Linked DNA regions of Homo sapiens: region 2 is linked to region 1. A link is a contact called in ENCODE Hi-C data. All regions are on one chromosome and are shown on one strand. Each heading gives the region's core, a stretch centred on a gene start or an enhancer-like site at or near the end of the contact. The rest is flanking DNA. Distances are from core to core; before and after follow the strand shown.

Region 1 (2,700 bases), core at 82-2,581:
CGGGTGCTGCCCCTGAGGATGCAGCTTCTGGGGATGGCTGAGGATGGCTGGCTACACTGGAGGCAGGAGGCTGATGGTTCAGTGATGTCTTTGATCCCTACATCTATATTACTGCATTGTTCCACTCACTGGAATAAGAACTTTGATTCCTATTTAAACCAGGGCTTTAGAGGATATTTAAAAGAAATAATGGGAATTCCCAACATGGAAACATTACTTTTTACTGAAAGCACAGTTCACAGACAGGGGGATAAAAGGAAGTTAGATCTGATTCCTGAGTGTCCTACCTATTTACATTTTGGAATCCAGTAATGTAAGTACATTTATGCTTGTGTTTAAAATATGAGCATAGAAACAACACCTAGAAAACACATGTATTTAAATCTAAGTTGAAGATAAGATGGAATTTATTGGAGGGCAACAGCAGTGACCAAAAAAAAAAAAGCAAGAGACCAATTCAACACATTAGACCTGGTCAAATAACTACCTCACGCGCAGCTACAATTACCTGAACGCCAACAACAAAATGCTGTGACGATTCAGTCTTCATCATAATTACTCATCTTCTATAGACGATACAGTCTTAAAGCATAGGAAAGAATGTATGTACAAAGAAGCACGGAAAATGACACGGTGTAGAAGATGATGACTACTCCAGTGAATGCCATAGGTGGAGCCAATTTTCTAACTGGAGTAAAATGAACTAAATTCAGAATCAAATTGAAATGTAGAGGAATATTTATTTTTCTCACCTTAATGCTTTCCTTTAAGCAGGTTTAGTTTTCATTCATTTCACTGATCTAAGGTTAATAAATTCATTATTTCAGCACCCTATGAAGAAGAAACACATCTTTTTTTTTAATTATTCTTCCTCAATAAAAGCATATCTGGAATCCTATTTTCTGAGTGAGCTGGCACACGGGGTGGGGGAGGGGAAAACTGGGAGTGTGTTGGGGAAAGCGAGGGCAGGAGGGATGACAAATCTGACCCTACCCGACAGTGCTGCCTGTCCTGTAGCATCCCAACCCTTACAGTGGTCACCCATGTGTAGTTAATCAGATTAAAAGCCTCTGAGAAACCCCTTTGAATCTCTGTCAAACAAAGACATGGAATAAACAAGAAAAAGCAGGAAGGTTATAATGCTGCACGTGGGTTAGTAATAGAAGCAAATGCAAACGCCCAGGTACCTCAGAGACTTACCCGTACCTGTCAGGGGTCTGAAAGATTTCCTGTGGCCCTGGCAGTCTGGATTTAAGGCAGGCTTAGGGGAATTAGTAAACAAAACACAGCTGAGGGTCTTTTGCCATAAACTGAACAACCAAGGAAATGAAAGTAAGGCCACGGCAAAGTTGTCTCAGCGGTGTCACTGGCTGCCATGGGGCAGCCCTGCGGTGGAAGGGCCTGACCGGCCCGGGCCAGGGTGACATCTCGGGATGTGATCTGAGCCGTCCTTGTGTGCAGATCCATGTGTTTGGAGAACAGGGTCTGTCTGTTATGTGAACACAGAGGGCATTGAGCCCAAAGCCTCATATACATTAAAAATATAATGAGAGAGATTTTTATCTTCCATGAATATTTAATTCTTCTGAAAGCCAACCATCTGCATATCACAATGCCCCGATGCATGTGTGTGATTTTCTCTGTTGTCTTTCAAAATAAAGCAGACCATTTCACTCTTCCTGTGATGCCTTGAAAGTTGCTTAAATGTGCATTGATCACTTTGATCTAATGAGTGTGTGTATTTTAAAACAAAGTCAGCACTGTTGCTCTAATCTATTTGTGTGAAGGAAACAGAACAATGGGGGGAAACCAGGTCGGGTTTCATCGTTTTCCTGGTGGCCTGTATCACAATTCACTGCCGTTTTGAATGCTGTTTAATTTTTGCTGATGTCTTTTTATCTTAGGCTTCATGTGAATTTAAAAAGAGTTTCATTGATATGCAACCTACTGTGTATTATGATATCCTGCCTGCCCTGTTGCACTGTGGAAGCCTGCAGCTGCCTGAAGCCTAATTATGCATGCATGCATGCCAAGCCCAGATGCTCGGCCAAGAGTGCCTCAACCGACTACAGTTTCTCACTTGTTTTTGTTTGAATTATAATTGGGCAGATCTATATTTCTCAACCCATCTTGTAGCTTCAGCATGCTCCTCTTTGCCTCTGTTGCTACCTCTGCTTGAGTCAGCTTCTTCATGAAGGAGTCCCTTGCCAATCTGAAGTGCCTCTGAGATCTGAGAAGGGTCATTCATGGGTTTGACAAATCCTTTTACCTACACCGCATTTTAAAAGGTACAAAAATGACCCTAGCCCCAATCAGATTTCCTCCAGATGGTTGGTAGCTTAAAAAAAAAAAAAAAAGAATAGTTAACTAGAAGCTGGCATCTGGGTAGAAACAAAGAAGGCTTAGAGCCAGGCATCTACAATGGAGAGGAATATCAGAACTAAAGCTTTACACCTGCTGAAGGAAGGTAATGGAGACTAGCAAAAACAGATTTGTTAAGCATGTGCATTCACTATTCAGAGAGCCTTTTGTGAACTGTTTTCCAGGCTACCTACGGGACCTCAGTCTTCAAGAATAACAAAGCCTCATCTGAGAGTGTGAAACTGGGTATGGCATCGCACTAAATGTGGTGTTACTCTGAGTCACCCTTCATCTGGAGATGTACACATAGAGTAACCCTCTCATATAGGATGGCAGCTG
Region 2 (2,700 bases), core at 9-2,508, 96 kb before region 1:
GAAAGTATCCATGAAAATTAACATCCTCCCCCAGAGAGAAAAAGACATGTTAGGAAGCAAGATTAACAAACCTTTGTGTCGTTCAAAAATTAATCAACACACAGTTTAAACTCACATCAAAATAAAAAAATTTTTAAGCACCTTTCCTAGAAACTCAGGCCAGAGGATAGGGAAGAGATTTTTCTTTCATTTTCTTTCTCTGAAATCAGTCATTTGAAATCAGATGACTGATTTCAGAACAACTACTGAGTGTTGAACAATAAGACATTCAAAGACCAAAACTAGAGAGTCATTTTTTTCAGCACAACACCCTCGGGTAGCTGTTCGCTGTCTCTGGCAGACAAAATTATTTTCCAGTGGCTCCTGGAGGACCATCTATAAACAAATTAGAAATTTCAAAGGGTTTGTTTTCTGCCTTCTGGCTGCCAGTAGGAGCCATTCCCTTTGTGTCCTTCATATGAAAAAGTAATTTAACAAAGAAAAAAAGAGAGAGAGCTCCTTGGCTCAAAACAGACAAGCAAGTACACCTCCTTCCCCGCCCTTCTGTGTTTCCCCTCTGTCCATTGTCACGTTTGGTCAGTTTTCTGTCAAAACAACTTTTATTGTACGCAGCTTTCAGTCCTGCAGAGCTCCAGGAGCTTGGGAGACAAGCCATTTTCCTACAGCAATTTCATCAATAAGAAAAAAATGGAAAATGAGTACTGATTTATGGCTGATTCTTCATAACAAATAGCAGCAGCCAGTAAACGCCCACCCAGCTATGTAGGAAGGAAAAGTTAAGTGCGTCCATCCCCACCCAGTTCAGATGCAGACCCAAGCAAGTACAGCCTCAAAACAAAAGAGAGCTTTCTAAGCATTTCACAACAGCTTGTCAAGTAATGCACAAGGACATATTTCAAAGGAAAGAAAAAAATCAATTCTGCCGCATACTAACTCAGAGCTGGAGTGAGGCTTAATATCTACTAAAAAAAAAAAACCGTTATTCCCCAAAATATCCACCAGTATATAGGTATAAGAAATGTGTTATGCTCCACATGAGGACATTAGCACAATTGCTCCCAGGTTCCTGATAAGGAAACTGAGACCTGAACAGTAGGGAGAATATGTCTATAGTGCCATGGCAAACTGTCTTGAAGACAGGACCAGCAGGCCAGGGGCACTGCTCTCTGTGTTATGTGCTCTAAAGTCAACATATGGAGAATAAGAGGCTTTCCTGAGTTTTTGGCATGAAAAGTCCATTTTCTCATTATTATCTTAGTTTTCATTCTCTGGGATTGATTTGGGGCTTGGCTGGCAGTCAAGAGCTGAAGAACAGGAGGTTCACAAACACAGCTATTTCTAGTATGCTGATACTCTCTACTAATCATGGTTTAAGTGGCATGCCAAATCTAGACTTTGCTTTCTTGGGCCCCATTCAGAGGTTTGCACTTTGAGGTGAAAAGGTCTTAAAAGCCTTCCTAGCACACTGCATTTCATTTAAGGACATTCTTGGCTCGGGAAATCCAATTTGAAGCTATTGGTAGTATGCCAATAAAAAAAAATTACTATGTGGCCTTAATTCAGTTCTGGACATTTTTTAGAAACATAGTTTGGCATGCCTTTATTTTCTAATTCTATGTCTGTAAAATCTCTGGATTCTGTGGGTAGATTTCTAGCAGCAATTCCAGGCTTGGGGTCAAGAAAAGAATGAAAAAATGACCTTTAGGAGTAAAGGCTTCAAGAGTCAGAGCCCACGTCCAGCGTGCACTGTGTGCATGCATGTGTGTATGCGTGTGCCTGTTGCTGCGGGAGGCGGAGGTGAGCATGGGGTAGAGCGCTAGTGAACGAAGTGCTGTAGCACAGAAATGTGATGCTCCAGTTTGGCTAAGGTTCAAATACAACTTCACTCTAGAGCCCTGATTAAGCAAATGTTTAGAACAATATTCAAGTCATAAGCATCAAAAAAAAAACAATCATTTTCCCACTGCCCAGTTGAAATACTTTAACTCACCCTCAAACATGTGCCCTCCATACATGCTCCCAAATGCATGTCTAGGAGCCAGCTAAGAAACAAATATTTAAAATTAACTTACTTTTTGAAATAGCATTCACAGAAAATGTATTCCTCATCTGTTTCCCATGAATGAGATGAATCCATCCTTTTCTGCATGTGTTAAAGTAAAGCATAATCTTGAAAGTAGAGAAAAGGAATCAGTTTTCAATGAAAGTATTTATAGTACTTGGGCTGAAATAATTGACCTAGGTTCAAATGACTAATAGAGAACAGACAAATATTTCTTCCCTTCCCCCAATAACGTAAAAGAATACAGTATTATGGTGAAGACAAGATTTAATAAGCCCAAACACATGTATTCTAAGGAAGATGAAATGTAAGTCACAGAGGGAGTCTTGGTAGTATATTCAATACCATACAGCCATTTTACAAATTGTTTATTTCCTTTACCAGATGGACCCTTTTAAATTTCCTCTCTGTGTACCTTAGTCCTAATGGAAAACCCACCTGAATTGCTTCAACGTCTGCACAGCCCTTTCTGGGACCCTGGCTGGCGCAGCGCATGCAGAGTTAACGCCAACCTTGAGCAGCTCTCTCTGCCCTGAGTAAGGTTATTAAACAGGAACATTTGACTCACAATTTGTTCTCCTCATGTTAAGTAGATTGCAATAACTCAGCTGTCCAGGATCTGTTTATCAATGCTCTGT

What was found. A loop is a pair of places that touch in the nucleus more often than their neighbours do. Pooled maps may share reads with other maps.
Region 2: a pooled map shows a loop between it and region 1 (2.6-fold over the local background). The contact joins the enhancer-like site here to the promoter of LINC01170 in region 1. A Hi-C loop is called at or near these places in 1 of 168 maps with a recorded cell type or tissue (gastrocnemius medialis) and 1 of 50 pooled maps.

Annotation. Positions count from the first base shown.
Region 1 is chr5:124,437,189-124,439,888 of GRCh38, forward strand. LINC01170 (long intergenic non-protein coding RNA 1170) reads right to left here and starts at 1,332. Exons shown (of 6, transcript NR_125774.1): 1 at 1,207-1,332; 2 at 509-688.
Region 2 is chr5:124,340,958-124,343,657 of GRCh38, forward strand. The region is part of intron 4 of LINC01170 (long intergenic non-protein coding RNA 1170); the gene reads right to left. Among named protein-coding and RNA genes, the nearest start is that of LINC01170, 96 kb to the right of the region's middle. Within about 2 kb of position 1,259, at least 7 of the 41 ENCODE cell types and tissues checked have a DNase peak (open chromatin) inside an H3K27ac peak, as active enhancers do.